Regions from separate parts of the Mus musculus genome. Here region 1 is linked to region 2. The links are chromatin loops, found by intact Hi-C in ENCODE. Cell type or tissue: gastrocnemius. All regions are shown on one strand.

Region 1 (8,000 bases), 190 kb before region 2:
ATAATGAATGCCAGGTGATTAGCTGGAGAGGCCAGTGGGACCAGAACCTAAAGGTCACAGGATTGAGGTTTGTTGGAGGTTGCTGGGAAGGGATCTAAACCTGAGACTGGAGTAGCTACACATGAGTTCCAGAACTATCACTCCTGTTGCCTTGTGGGAAGTAAACCCACAGCTATAGGAGACAGGCTAGTTAGCATGGGAGGCTGTCAGCTCAAGTCTAGGCAAAAAAGGACAATGGCTTAGGTCGGGGTGAGGTCTGGGGAGAAAGCAGCTAGTGGAGCCTGGGGGGAGAACAAATGGATGCGCACTGAGGTGGCTGCTTAGCGTCTCTGTAGGAATCCAGGGTAATCATAAGTTTTCCTTTGCTCGGGACAGAGTCCTCTCCCAGAGGCAGAAATACAATACTCTAATCCCTGAGGTCAGAAGGCTGGCTGCTCACAGAGGTGGGCAGGTGAAACCCAGGTCTCCTGGGGCCTTCAGCTCCATGTTCCACCTCAGCTGGGTGATCTTCTCTGGTGTGATACGCTGAAGCTGGAAGCATGGTGGGTCCAACGCCAACAGTAACAGAAGTGTCTCTCTCTGTCTCCACCAGATCTGAAGCCGTGGGTCTTTAACTTCACCTACCCTGGAGTCCGGGATTTCTCCCAGCTTGCTCTTGATCCCTCGAGGAATCAGCTCATCGTGGGAGCCAGGTAATGGGGTAACATGGGAGGAGAGTATGGGGGCACTTGGAGAGGGGCAGAAGGGAAACTGTTGGGATGAGTATCCACACTGATCTCGAGTCCCCGTCCTCCATACCAGGCCCTGTCTGTACTGACTGTCCACCAAGTAGGGAACTTGTGGGATTGATTCCCAGACCACACAATCTCAGCTAGATTCATTCATCAAATATTGTTAGGGGATTAAGAGCAAAGACACCTGCTTCTATCTTCTGCCCTCTAGGCCCTGATGCCAGGACCGGCCCAGTTAGAGGTACCCAGGCGCCCCCTGCTGGCAAGCTGCCTGCCTGCACCAAGGGTGCTGCCCGCTGCCCTAGGCCATATGTTTCCTTTACAAAGAGCCTCTTTTTCTATAGTCTGCCCACCTTTGTCCCCACTGTCCAGACCAGGACTCAAATGCTAAACCTTTCTGGGGAGGCCTCGTCTTTCAGGCATAACTATCATGAATCATTCATTGCCAGCTTTGGAAGCAAGGAGCTGAGATGAGGTAGGGGGTACCTGGGTCAGCGTCCCCCACAGCTTCTGGGAACTTGCTGAAACATGATACTTGAGCCTCTTGGGTAAGAAACTCTAAGAATAGGCCTCACCTTGCTTCAACAAGGCCTCCCGTGACTGGTGCGCAAGCTTGAAAACAGTCAGACCCAACACACACAGCAAGACTATGCAAGCTTGGGACTAGAACTTGGGCCTCCTGACCCCAGCGGTCTGTGTTAGGGCACTGAACACATGAGGATCTGGATCGGCTTGTGTAGCTGGGAAGGACACTTTCAGGTGACACTGTGTAGCTGGCCATCCCTGCCCTTTGGCTCTCCCCCTTTTGTTTGCTGTATGAGAAGGAGGTGAGACACCCACAAAGCTCTGGTCTGCAGGCAGCTGAGCTGGATCAACTTGGAGTCTCAGTTTTCTCTTCTATGGCCAGGGATGCTAGGATGGGATGCTAGGGCAGAAAGCATTTAAAACCATTCTGAATGAAGTAAACATTTTATAGCAGCAGCGTTGCATGTGACTAGCCGGTTACAAGAGTATTCAGTGAGAGCAAAGGCCACACCCTCACAAGCCGCTGTCTCTAGGTGCTCCTGGTGTTCTCTGAGAGGCAATCTGCACACACTCAGGCAGCCCCGACTGTGGGCTTTCTTCCTCAGGAAAGCGAACACTTGTTTTGCTTTGTATTTTGAGAAGGTTCCTCACTCACGCACAGCTGAGAGAATACAGGGAGATCTCACGTCCCCTTCTCCCAGGTCCTGCCGGTGGCAAGCTATAGTGCAGCAGTGTAATCTGGTAACTGCTACTCATGCCATCCTTTCTCCCGGCTAAGGCTTTACCAGCTGAGTAGACTGACTCACATCTGTAATCTTAGCATTAGGGAGGCTAAGGCAGAAGGATCGCCTTAAGTTCAGGACAAGCCTGGGCTACATAATGAGGCCTTGTCTCCAAAACAAGTGAAAAAGCAAAGCAAGCAAATAGGGCTAGTGAGATGGCTCAGAGAGTAAAGGAGCTTGCTGCCAAACCTGACTGACTGGGTTCAATCCCCAGGAGCTACATGCTTGCCAGGGTATTCACGTGTTCACATATACATACATACGTACATACATACATACATACATTCATACATTCATACATACATACATACATACATACATACCCATTCTCTCTCTCTCTCTCTCTCTCTCACACACACACACACACACACACACAAAGTTAAAAGGTAGTAAGTACTGCCGGGCGTGGTGGCACGCCTTTAATCCCAGCACTCGGGAGGCAGAGGCAGGTGGATTTCTGAGTTCAAGGCCAGCCTGGTCTACAGAGTGAGTTCCAGGACAGCCAGGGCTATACAGAGAAACCCTGTCTCAAAAAACCAAAAAAAAAAAAAAAAAAAAAAAAAAGGTAGTAAGTACTAAAAACAAGCAAACCCAGAAACATACATACATACATACATACATACATACATACACACATACCTTTTATGCCTAGAGAGTGGTGTCCCAAGACTGTGCTCTGAAATGTGACAAGAAAACATGACTGCCACATGCATTATTTTATGTGGCATCTGTGTAATAAGTTACATCACACAACAGATAATTCAGTATATGTAGCAAGCCATGCATGCAGAAAATGGTCCAGGACTCATTGTCAGCCCTGGAGGGAGGCTCGGATCACTCCCATACTGTACGTAGGTGGAGAAGCAGCGGCAGAGAGGTTGTCACCTGCCTGTGTCACACTGCCTCACCAGATCCACTTGGGGTCTCCATACAAACCTGCTTCCATAACTGTCTTCTTTATGCAGCTTCTCGTGGATCTTTGAGCCTAGCTCTGCCCTCACACGGAGAAGAAAGCATTCTCTCCTGGATTGCTCCCTTCGGCTCCTGGAGCCTGTGTCCTGAATCCTGGACCTTTTCTGACAGCCCACCCTTGGTTTTTGTCCTAGCGCTTTTCTTTCTCCTCTGTCTGGATTTCCTTTCCCTCTCTCCCCGACACCCTTGGACCTCTGGAATTCAGGCTGGGAACTGTTTTTATCCATTTATAGCCTGCCTTATTCCCTATGGGACCAGGAGCTGGGCGGAATGCTGAGATTCCCCACTCTCATCTCCCGGCCCTGAGAGCCGACTGAGACGTCGTGATGGATGATTTTCGATGGGATAAAAATGAATCAAGTGATGTGTTGTTTCCCTTAATTTGTTAGAGCTGTGAGCAGATGCCTGTGTTACCTGAGAACACAGCTGGAGCAGAGCCACAAGCTGGAGCCCATCTGTCCCTGGGCCAGGAGTATGGAGGCCAGGAAGCTCAGCCAAGGATCTAGAGAGGGGGCTGGGGAGGGGCAGCAGAGGCTTACAGCCAAGGTCATGGGCAAGGCCACCCCACCCTAGGCCAGAGGAGAAGCTGCGCTCAGCTTCTCCCGGGCCAGCAGCCAAATCACGGAGAGGAATCTCCCAGCTTAAAGTGTCCCGTTCCCACCCCCTGGCTTCCTTCAGCAGGGCCCCTCCTTCCCTTTCTGGCCCAGTGTCTCCTCGTTTCGTCTCAGCGGGGCTGAGGTGGCCAGGGCTTCCTAGATTAATTATTCCTAAAGAGTCCAGGAACCTGAAGAGGGATGGGCCAAAGGCAGATCGAAGAGGCGAAAAGGATGCTTTGGAAAAACCAGGCTACATCCGCTTGCCATAATAAAGACTTTAAATGTGTCTCCCGGGGACCATGAGGAAGCCAGGCATGAACTAGTTCCCCATTTTACAGACAGAGATATGGAGGCCCACCAGGCCCCAGCCGACGGTGGAGCTGGGAATCCTTCCTCTCTCAGCTACAGTCTAGTCTCTAAACCTGAACTCTGTTCTGCTACACTCTGACCAAGTGGGTCTACCACCCACGTAATCCCCAAGCTCTACATCTTGCCCATCTGGCTGCAGAGTTCAAGTACCATAGGATTAGTGGTGATGCTGAATTCTCCATGAGTATCTGATGGTGTCGTCATCATCATCGTCATCATCGTCGTCGTCATCATCATCATCATCATCATCATCACAATTAAGGCTATGTGCCACCGGCTGTTACAGCAAACGCTATGCTGGCTGTGTTGGGGAGACAGTGTTCCAGGGAGAGCCGGTGGAAAAGGCAAATTCAGAGTTTGGCTAGAGACATGGCCTATGTGGGAGGGGCCTGTCTGTATCCCTCCAAGGGGTCTTGCGTTTTCAGATGGACAGAAACAAGCCCCATGGTGAGGAAGGGTGAGCTCGCAGACTGAACAAGGCCATTTAGCTTGCAGATGTTAACTGACTTTATCATGATTCTAGAATCCGGTAGACTCGGTCAAAGAGGTTGGCTTTATAGACAGAGAAGAAAAGGGGCTGATAGCTGGAACACCACAAAGCAGACCAGCCATCTCAAAACTGCCTTCCCTGTAAAGTGGACCCAGGCAGGGAGATAGAAAATACTAGAATAGCCGTAGAGACCTCACATGACTTTCACTGCCTAAGACTTGAGGCAGAGAGCACTTCACTACCATGGCAGCCCGAACTTGAAATGTGTCTCAGAAGATTAGTTTTGCTTTAAGGATAAGCATTTGATGTGAGCATAGGTGACTCTATTTTGACCCTGCAGTCTGGTCCCATGGGGCCCATTATGAAAACTTAGTCCAAAACAGTGGCCTCCTGTTAGTTTTATTTAACAGTGGCGTCCAGTAGTTCCTCCCTGGGCTTTTTGGATCAGCCAGGAGCAGCTACAGCATGAAGTCTGCAGGTTAACCCCATGTCTGACTCACTGACTCTGACTTGGGCCATTACACAACCCGCCTCCTGTAAAATGGATTTAGTCCAACTAGGTGCCTCCGTGTGAGCGTGGTCTGCACCCCACTTCCACAGTCCTGCCAGTGGTGGCCTTGATGGTGCTTGTCCAAATGGGATTTTGTAGCAGCAAGCAGTTAGGGAAGGCGAGCCCCCCTTTATAAGCTAGTTAGACCTTCTGGTTTTCCTGCATCCACCCTGGCTTACACCCTCAATTTTGGTGCCTATAGAGACTGCCAGGCTGAGCAAAGGTTCAGTGAACTAACAAAGGTGAAGCTCTTTGGGCCTGGCTCACCCTAAAGCCCTGCAGAGGACAAGTTCCTGGCACCCCACAAGGCCTAGGCTGGTTGCCTTCCAGGGTCCTGCCTACAGACTCAGAGTGACTTGTGATCTCTGTTCTGGTTTCACAGGAACTACCTCTTCAGACTCAGCCTCGCCAATGTCTCCCTCCTTCAGGTATGTTTGGGTTTCTTCCTTTCCTGTACTTTGTCTGCATTTGGAAGCTGAGCAGTGCACACAGCAGGATACCTAGTCAGACCCTAGGATCAGCTGCAGGAGCCTCTGTTCTTTTCCTGATCACGGTACTAAGCCTGGCAATCAAAGCTAACGTTGGAAGGACATGCGGAAGTGGGGTGCAGACCCCTCTCACATGGAGGCTTGTAGAGGTCTCTTGCATTGTGCAGGAGAAACTAACAAGGAAAAGGAGAAGAGTTCCCAGGCTGGGATGCCCCCTCCATCCCTGATGAGGGACTGAAGGCTTTGCCAGATGCAAAACTTTCAGGGCTAAAAATGGGACTCTACAGGGCAATCTGGGCAGTGAGTCACCCTAAGCACAAAGCCAAAGTCCACAGGAGAGTTCCAGAGTTTGGGCCCCCGAGGGAAATGGTGTCTCTGGCTCTTTTCTTGCTTGGCCTGAGAGATCCTGGTCTATCTCGGCATTTTCATTGAGCTGTGATTGATTTATTATCTGCTGCCAGGAGAGGCTCCCCCAAGCATACTTCCCTAAGTGCTCTGAGAGGCTTTTTAATGGGACTCCTTGATCCAGAACAGTTATCCCAGATTGAGAAACAGATGCCAAACTATCTCTGCTGAGGCCGAACATTACAGAGAAAGGACAGCCATTCTTCTTCAGTGAGGGGAGGGCTTCCATCGCCCTTCCCGGGAGCTGTCTTAACGATCCAGCATTCCTTGGGCACCTATTGAATACCATCACTGGTCTGGGAGCTTGAGGGTATTAGAGAAGCAGGGTCTTTGACTTTAGGGAAAGATGACGATGGATCCAAAAAATTCTGTTGGAGCTCAGGCGTTAATCAAGTGCTAGGCTGTATAGTGTGGGATTTTGCAGCAGCGAGCAGTTAGGGAAGGTGAGATGGCCTTGACAAGCTAGTTTGACCTTCAGGTCTCCTTGCATCCCATCTGGCCCACACCCTCAGCGACTATTGAACCTCCTGGATGGATACCAGATGAAATATCTAAGGGCATAAAGGGTGTACCTGTTTAAAAGGAGGGACCAGAGGAACTAGGGGAAGTTCAGAGGAAATGCCATGAACCCATGAATGTATGTATACTTTCCCCAGCCAAGCTGCTCTTCCAATGCTGATAAACATGCAGTGCATATCCTCTAAAGGCCAGGTCTAGGCCTATGGATATATACTATGGGTTGAGGATGAAACATCTCACATGGATTCATGGGTTTAACCACTTGATGCCGGATTGGCGGCACTGTTTTGGGAGGTTATGGGACTTGAAAGCAGTGGCTCTCAGCCTTCCTAATGCTGCAACCCTTTAATTAACTGTTCCTCCTGCTGTGGTGAGCCCCACCACACACACACACCTTAAAATTATTTTCGTTGCTACTTTGTAACTGTAATACTGCTACTGTTGTGAATTGTAATGTAAATATTTAATATGTAAGCTATCTGATAAGTGAGCCCCATGAAGGGATTGTTTGATCCCAAAGGGGTCACAACCCACAAGTTAAGAACCAGTGTCTTAGGCCATGGAGCCTACCTGGTAGATATAGAGCATTTGGGCCTCGAAAGATAAAGCACAAATCCTGATTCTGGTCCCATCTCTGTTTCCTGATCCATCAAGAGGTGAGGAGCCTCAGACATAGCTCCAGCCTCCAGGTACCCTGCGTGCCTTCCCCTCCCTCCATAGTGGGCAGTACAGATTCTGGTAATGCATCAGAAGCTTCGTAAATCCTCCTCCCTTTAAGTTGCCTCTGCCAGGTCTATGATCACAGTGATGAGTTACTACAATGTGGTGCTCAGCATTGATGCTGTAAAGGGGATTGGGGACCCATTTCTTTGCCTGGAGGATCAGGTACATAAAAGATGGTGTAAGATTCCTTTTCCTGTAGGGCAACCGTGTGGCATGACCCCACAGCCCAGGCTTAAGCAAGGTATGCAAGGGTCTCAGAATCAGCAGTCTACAAGCTACCAGCCCCAGAGACTCACTTCTAATTGGCATCCATAGGAGACCAAGCCAAAGTGCCAAACCTGACAGGTCAGGCCACGGGGGAGGCAGTTGATCCAGGGGGTCTGTCCTGAGCACCCGGCAGTTGCTTTTCGTTTGGCTTCCTATGGTCTGCAAATGAAGGCACTGAAAAATGGCTAACAGGGGAGCTGTGAGAAAAAGGAAGGGTGGACGTGGCCTGGAGGCAGGAGGAACCCTCCAGGGGCCCAGCAGGCTCTGCAAAGCCATTGAGAGGTGTTGGCCTTTCTTTGAGCTGGAGCTCAAAGGCTGTGTTTGCAAAAGGGAGAACAGAGGGAAGAGATAGCACACAACCCTAGGGTGTGGAACAAAGGGTAGGAGGTGAGAGGTGAGGCCTTTGGAGAGAAGGGAGTCTTCATTGATGATGGGGGGGAGGGGTGCTGTCCACATCTTACTGGGAAGGCGATGGAGATCCATTAATGAGTTTTAAACAGAGAAGTAACATGAATAGACTTGTCATTTAGGTCGCCTGGCCCAGTGCAGGGACTGGAGTCAGGGAGGAAGCAGTCACTGTGAT
Region 2 (8,000 bases):
GTCTTTTGGGGTGTTGGTATTTATGTGAATACTCTACACGTAAAAATATTTTTGTTTCATCCTCTAAAAAATTAAATTAAAGAAAAAAAGATGAATGATTAAAAAACACAGCAACATTGGCATGCTTGAGCTGCTAGTTGGTTTTCTTTTCTCCCTTAAGAGAATGGGCAGGGCCTGCCTCAGACCCTTGCCTCAGAGAGCACTGGGCTGGAGCAGTCTGCTTTCCTTATCACACTTACAGATTCGTGGCTTGGGGCAGAGAGCAGAGTCAGTCACCTATGAATCACTGTTTCAAGAGCCATTCTGTGACTCATCTACTTGAGACTGCAGGTTTATAGGTATGAGCTGAGGCTCTAGTATCGATACCTTCAAATGACTGGGCTCCTCCAAAAGGCTTCTTTTATGTGGTCATCGAAGTGCAAAAGGCTAATAAAGTGCTTGTGCCCTGCAAATACTGTCTCTCAGTAAAAGCCGGCAGCCTTCTGAATGAGCTCCCGTGACACTCCCACTGCCTGCAGTAAGTACTTTTACCCCAGGTAGCTGCAGAATTCTGTTACTTATTGTCTGTCTGTAACAGCTGTAAGTCACACCTGGTGGGCCTAATTGATTCATCGATTTGTCGCAAGTTCCCCAAACAGTTCCTGGGATATTTATAAACAGTAAACACTTGTTGAGTGACCGCTTTGACCAGAAGGTTTTTACATACTACTCTGAAAACCTAACCCTTCCCATCTCCCAGCATTTTCTGTAAGAAAGTGTAAGTGCTAAAAAACAAAAACAAAAAAACAGTTGTCCACATGAACGTGTGCACCACCACAGAGAGCGGCAGTCAGTCCCTGATGAACTATACTTGTTTTCAAGCAGGAGGTGGTGTGGTCTGACTTTGGGTTTCCTGGAAGAAATGGACAAGAAAGTACACTGTGGATCGGGTCCTTTGGAGCCCACACTCCCTGCCATCTGGACTCCTATGGTTGCAACTTAGTATTCCAGGTACAAGGAAGGTAATGCCCGTGCGTGCATGCGTGTGTCTCTGTCCAGTTGTCTGCATTTGAGCACACAAGTACGAACAAGAAAAGGGAAACAGTGGGGTCGGATAGTAGCCCCACCCCCATCTGTCCACCAGCCCCATGACCAAGGCTCTTCTCTGCACCACCATTCTGCTTCCTCCTGTGTGTCTCGGCCACCATCAGGGTTCTCCCAGAGGTCCCCGTCCTGCTAGGCATCTCTCTGATTAGGAGTGTTCATTCACATTTCACTCTCTCCCTCCACCTCTCAGAGAACAGAGAAGTTTGTTGAAACACAGAGGCTTCACTGCGGCCCTTTGGATGTTGACAGGTGCCAGGAAGCCTGGATCAGGTACTAGTGAGCTTTTATCTCTACTTCAGTGCAGATTGAGTGGACAGCGCCTGATGACCTGGAGTTTGGGTCCTCAGGTATCATGTGTGCAGCCTTAGTCCACCTAATGAATTGTGCTCCACATGGCCTTCCAGCCCTTTGAGACGTTTGCAGGGCAACTCATAGAAAAACAGAAATAGCCACATGCAGATCCTTAGCATCTCTAGACACAAAGATGATCAGGGATGGACACATGTCACTGGGAAGCTGTGGAAGCCACAGCAGTTCATGTTGGTTCAACAAGCCCTTGCTAAAGACTAACCTGTCAGGTACACTGTTGTTTGCGGGGGAGACAGCAGTGAGTCGGGCGTGAGCCTTCTCGGCCCATTTGGAGTTAAGAGTTTGGAAACTGAAATGTGGCGAGCATTGCTTTAAAGTTGCCTCTTCCACGTGCTCTGAATTAGGAAGCAAGCCAAAGAAATTCCAGAGGTTTTTTCCCTTTGATTAAAAAAATATATAGTTTTACTATAACAGTGTATTTTCCATTTTCATGGCATTCTGATGTGATAAGATAGCTTTAGTAAATCTGTTGTTGAGTGTTCGTCCAGTTCCATGTTAGAATAGGTGGTCAGGACTGTGCCCTGAGAGCAGATCCACCTGGGCACCTATAGGCCTTCAGCAGTGAAGGGAGATTGTATGCTCCTGGAGGAGGCTTCGGGGCACTGGAACAGAAAGGTGGAGGAGACGGTGCCTCACGGGTCCCATGGAAGAGTGGTTTGCTGCAAGGGGCTTTGAAACAGAGTAAGTGTCTCTGTCACCCAGATGGAAGGGACACAGGGTTCCCAGAAATCATGGAGTGTGCAGAGGACTCTGTGTGAATGGTGCCCTGGGAACAGTAGGACTGAATAGAGAAGGCAGGGTGGGGCATAAAGGTCTTGGCATCCAGCCAAACACAGTTCTCCATCCCTTGCATGTACAGAACCATGCGAGGCTTCAGAGCAAGGGATGGCATGGTGATGGCCTTCTCCTGGGAGGGCATGCACATTTCAACCTGCGAAGCTGAGCAAAGCAGATTGCATAGTCTGGCTGTGTTGGCCGTTCCTCTAGGAAGTGCTGCCTTGGAGAAGCCAAGAGATGCATGTTCTAGGCCTCCATGAGCCCAAGGGGTACCGAGCAGATCTTTCTCTCTCTTCCTCCCTCCCTCTCTCCCCCTCTCCTGCTATTTCAGAAATGAAATGAAATTGATGACCTCTTCAGAGCCCTTCAGAATTAGCCCGAGAGTGGCTCCCGCACTAGCAGTGGGTTTGGTGGAGTAGAACAGCCATTCCTGGAGAGGCCAGGCCGCCTTCGAGCACCTAAACTCCAGCAGTTCTGACCCAGTGCCTGAGATTCGTAGGCTGCCCTAGGATTCCAGAAAAGTCAAGCACTTCACTGTTTCTGTGAACCCTTCAGTTCCAACGTGAAATAAGACTTCAGTACACGCTTGACAGTTTAGAGCCGTCTCCCTGTGCAGAAAGGACTGGCGGTGCCCATGACTGCCAGGGCTCACACTCAGGAGGGCCTTATAGCTTGTCCTCAAATCTGGGGCTTCGTTCTTTTCCTCTGGTCCCATCAGCTGTCCTCACTCTCCTCCCTGTTTGCCTCAGCACTCGTCCTTCCAGTACTGTAAAATATAGAACTTTACAGTTTTGTGAAATAAGACTTATTGCCCCCATTCCTAAATAAAGGAAAGAACAGTTTTCTCCTTTTAAAAGATCCTCCGTTATATTATCCTTAGGTTATGTAGCATTAGTTATTTGTTTCTCATCTTTAATAGATCAATTCAACATGTCTAACTTCCAGACAGGGAGCAGTCTAGACGCCGTTTGCTGTGGAGAGCTGAGGGGGGCTTGTTCAGGATAGAATTAGAGCACAGCCCTGCTGAGGCGCTGGCTCAGTGGTAAGATGACTGCGGCACGAACATGATGACTTACGGTCAGTGCGCAGCAACATGTGGAAAAGGCAGGCGTAGTGCCCTTCTGTAACTCAGGGACAGAGGACAGAGGAGACATGAGGGTCCCAGGAGCTCATCCTGACAGTCTATCCAGTCAGAGCACTATGTTCAGAGAGAGATCTTGTCTCAAAAAGTAAGGTGACTCACCATTGTGGTGAGGGGCCACTAATCTCAGCACTTGGAGGTAGAGGCGGGAGGAACTTTATGAGTTTGAGGCCAGTCTGGTCTCCATAGCAAGTTCCAGGACAGCCAATAAAGTTATATAATCAGACCATGTCTCCAAACCCCAGGGGGAAAAGAGGAATTAAGACAGTGAATGATGAGAAAGACAGACGTGGCAGCGGCGGCCTCTCGCCTCAACACGTGCACATGCATCTGCATGATGTGTAGAAACACACATTACAGACACACCACACACATACGTACATACAAGATGAAATAGGATAAAGAGTATTCCGGTTAGCTTCAGGGTCAGTGATAAGCAAGCTTTGCTGTAAGGTCCAAAAACAAACACCTTACTAATGAGATCCTATCCCAGCCAGGAGCGGGGCTGCCTCAGGAGAGCGTGAGACACCCACCAGTAGACCTACCTTCCATCAGACAACTGCAGGGGGTCAGCTTTGAGAGAGAGGCTGCGCTCCTGTATGGAGTCAATTTAAATTAGTAAAACCGAGCCTTCAGCTGCTACCTTCTTACATGTTTATCTCAAGTTGAGAGCTAACTTGTATCTTGCTTTGTTTGTTTGTTTGTTTTGTTTTGTTTTTCATTAGGAAAAGATGGCATCTCTTTCCTCCTGAAGATACGCCTTTCCTTTATCCAACCAGAATTCCTTACGAAGAGTCTAGTGTGTTCAGTAAAATCAATGTTGTCAACCCTGATTTGAAGTGTTTCCCCCAGTTCCAGAAAGCTCGAAGACATATGGTCACGTTGAGCCCAGGACAGGTAATGGGGCTTTAAACAGGGAGGAACTGTCAGTGGGCACCACAGCCCGGTTGGTGCCTGGGCTTCCCTTGTACAGATGGCAGGAGCGGCTCCCAAGGCCCTGCTACTGGAGGACTTCTCCATCTGCTGGCCTGAGAGATGGAGAAAGGGAGCGCAGCTCCTCCTGCTGGTCACGGGAGGGAATGGCTGCCGAGGAAATTCAGAGCAGGTGGAGCCATTGTTACTACTCGGGTTAAGAGACATGTCAGGGCGTGGGTACTAGAACATATTCACAGTTAACACCTGTTCCACCAGACGGATGCACACAGGCTGCATTGCATCCTGTGCTCAGAAGCATGTGCACTGAGGGTGATTTTCAGCAAGAATGACTGACATCTGAGTCCCTTCTAAAGAGACTGTGTTCTGCATATCCACCCCGTGGAGAGATTTTCTGTTACAACACTGGGGCTTGCTGTATCAGTTTCTTGGCATTTGAAAAGTTTGTATTCCCTCCATCAGCTTTATCCTGTCTGCCCTTCCTTGCCCCCTCCTTGCTGGCTCTCATCCTGTTCTCTCCACACACGTACACAGATCCACCGGGCCACATTGCATCAATCTTCTACCAGGCACTTCCCTTCATGCATGCCTCTTCCTCCAGCCCCTAACAGCTACTACCTTACTCTGTATCACTGTAGATTTTCCTGTTCTGGGCATTACATGTACTGCAGCCAAACAGTGTGGAGCTTTTTGTGTCTGACTTGTGATGCAGAACATGTTTTCAAGGCTGGACAGTTCTTGATTATGTAGGTGTACCATAATGATCTACTCCTGAGCTGATTTCGAGAGCCGTTAGGAATGTGTGTTGCTGCTGTGTGCACTTGCTATAAGGTTCTCGTGTGTTTAGGAGTAGCATGGGTGGTTCAGAGAGTGTGGTTGGTCTTCTGTGAGATCACTATATTGTTCTCCACAGTGGCTATTTTCCATTCCTACCTACAGTGCCTGAGGCTCTGACTGCTCTAGTCTTTCCCTGCACCCTGTCCTTTATCGGGGAGGTTTTCCAGTAAATAAGGGGAAGTGGCTGCATGCTTCCTTCCATCAGAACGAGCACAGCTACTGTTCGATGGAAAGAAGAATTTCAAAGCTTTTACTAAAAGTTAGATGTGAGCAGACGTCACCCGGTTAAGAGGAGTGAAAAGCTGTAAGCTCGTGACCACAGCAGCTGGGGGCGGAGAGAAGCTTGGGGGGGGGGGGTGTTCTTCTTCCCTCCTTCCCTCTGTTCCCTTGGCTTTATCCCTGGCTCTCTTTCCCCTTAGCAGTCTCAGCTAGAAAGAGAAATGTCCGGTTCTTGTGGTAACTATCTTTTCTTTGGTTTGCAGGTTCTGTTTGTTCCCAGACACTGGTGGCATTACGTGGAGTCTCTTGATCCTGTCACCGTCAGTATAAACTCCTGGATTGAGCTGGTACTTTTGTTGTTGTTGTTGCTGTTGTTGTTGTTGCTGTTGTTGTCTTCGTCCTTTAAAGAACGCATGCCTAAGATAAGCAAAGCCTGTCTAGACCATTGGCTCACCAGATCTCTGTGACACTGGTTCACACACAGCATGAGTTTGTTCTGTGAGTCTGTCCTCTCTGGATAAACATGCAGGTTAGAGATGTGCCATCCTCTTGTTCTGCTTGCCGTGGTTGGGTTGGGTTGTGTTGGAGATGGGGTGTCTCTACTTAGGGTCTCAGGCACTTGGTCCTCCTCCCTTGGCTTCCTATGGCACATGTACTCCTGTGCCCAGTCACTCCTCGAAAGGACACAGAGTGGCCCTGACATTGATGTCTTCCTCGAGTGGTGTCAGGAGCATTGTGTTAGGCCTAGCAGGATCTGCCATCTATAAGCATCTATATTGCTGGTTCTGTCGCACACTATCCCAGATAAAAATATCTGTTCCTTGGTTCAGGATCCTTATTTCTAATCTTGACCTATGCATTGTCTCAAAGTGCAGACAGTCAGCACTATATTTTTATCATTCATTTCTACCAGGACCCTTTTCCCAGTAACACCTTCATCCTGGCTCCCTGAGCTATTTGACAATACAGTAGCTGTCGGGCTCGACCTGTCTCTCTAACCCGGAGTCTCAGTTTTGTGTGCACTGTCTTTAACCAGAGCTTCTGATTGAACCTGTTCCTCCTTAGGGCTCTGCTTGCCTCTCTGCCCTCCGCAGTCCACAGCCTGACAAGTCTGTGCTGTCCGTGGCAGTGGCACCCTCCCCTGGGTTGAGGTGTTTCCCTTGGTTATGTGAAGGGCTTTGGAGTATGTGGGTCCTGAGAATTACTGAAACAGGAAGCTGTACTTACAGGCTTAGGGAAGAGGGGACACCAAGCCTTTGGGGCTCAGTGGGGAGCCTGCTGGGAGACCAGCAGCCTCACAGTTAGCAAGTCTGCTTGAAGCTGCAGCTGGAGCAAACGTGCAATGGAGTCCTCTGCAAAACTCACACCTGCCGTGCCCTCTCCAGCAGATGGTTCACTCCAGGAGAGCTCAGTTTGTAAGTTCACTTGCAAAACAGTGATTGTAACTGGATCCAGCTCAGGGACATGGTTGTGAAGCTTAAATTAGACAACGAGTAAAGGCATCCAACATAACCTGTACACATAAACACACACACACACACACACACACACACACACACACGTTTTCAAATGAAATTGCTGGGTTCAGGTGGGAAAGCTTTTAGGAGGATTCAGAACCCAGTGTCAGTTGTAGCAAATGCTCGTAACCCCATTGCTGGGGAGATAGAGACAGGAGGATTCCTGGGGCTTGCCGATGGCCAGGGAAGCCAGTAAAACACCTTGTCTCCAAGAAGGTGGCCAGCATTCCTCAGGGTGACACTCGAGGTGGTCTTCTACCTTGTATACATGTGCACATGCCCACGCGCACACACACACAGAAGACATTACTATGAGTAAGAGAAGGCATATGATGTCAGGGACCCCCCAGGGCAAACCACATGACACTGAAGACCCATGGGTGTGTCTAGTGGGATTTCTTCCTCACAGTGATGCTTGTAACACCCTTGTACCCCCTTTCTAGAAACCTTGTCTAACTTGAGACTTTTTCATGTGGTCTTTGTCATGCCAGGTTGCCCCCACCCTGTACTGCCTGGCTTCCCAGTCAGCTTCATTTTCATTGTGTTGGTTGTCCCAACCTTCCAGCGTACCCTAGAGACTTTTGAATCTTCTCGCCAGTGCACTTGGTGATACTCCTTCATGCTGCCCAAATGAGTGGTCGGGCATATCCTTGCTTCCTGGCACATGAAGCCATCCCAGGATCCCTTTGTGCTTTTCTGTGCGACAGGCTTGCAAGCCAATCATGTCTGCAGACAACCACCGTTCCTCTACTTGAGAATGGCATTTATAAATAGATTTGGTTCCTTACACTGCTCTGGGTATTAAGATGGTAGGGGAGGGGAGGCACAATTATAGGCATAAGCCTTTTCATATGATTTCTTCATTGTCCTGTTAATGTCAGAGTCTACCTGACATTCTTTCACTTCTAGTATTAATCATTTATGCCTCTTTTTAAAAATCTACACTGGCCACAGCTTATTAGTTGCTTGACTCTTTTAAGAACTCACTATAGAGACTGGTGAGATGGCTCAGCGGTTAAGAGCACTAACTGCTCTTCCTGAGGTCCTGAGTTCAAATCCCAGCAACCACATGGTGGCTCACAACCATGAGATCTGACACCCTCTTCTGATGGGTCTGAAGA

What was found. Peaks named below come from ENCODE experiments on the same cell type or tissue, not always from the same donor. Only the 100,000 strongest peaks of a DNase experiment are listed, where the experiment ranks them.
Region 1: a loop joins it to region 2, with 2.2 times the contacts of the local background. A loop is called at or near these places in 2 of 42 quality-filtered maps.

What each region holds. Positions count from the first base shown.
Region 1 is chr16:35,627,418-35,635,417 of GRCm38, forward strand. Sema5b (sema domain, seven thrombospondin repeats (type 1 and type 1-like), transmembrane domain (TM) and short cytoplasmic domain, (semaphorin) 5B) reads left to right here. Exons shown (of 22, transcript NM_013661.2): 3 at 593-692; 4 at 5,398-5,443. Among named protein-coding and RNA genes, the nearest start is that of Sema5b, 90 kb to the left of the region's middle. In gastrocnemius, a CTCF peak has its summit at 982 (motif pointing left); DNase peaks (open chromatin) are centred at 986 and 3,556; H3K4me3 peaks cover 1,233 bases; H3K27ac peaks cover 1,557 bases.
Region 2 is chr16:35,813,054-35,821,053 of GRCm38, forward strand. It overlaps Hspbap1 (Hspb associated protein 1), which reads left to right. Exons shown (of 8, transcript NM_175111.3): 4 at 865-1,001; 5 at 4,099-4,270; 6 at 5,626-5,709. Among named protein-coding and RNA genes, the nearest start is that of Hspbap1, 47 kb to the left of the region's middle. In gastrocnemius, a CTCF peak has its summit at 4,438 (motif pointing left); a DNase peak (open chromatin) is centred at 4,412; H3K27ac peaks cover 367 bases.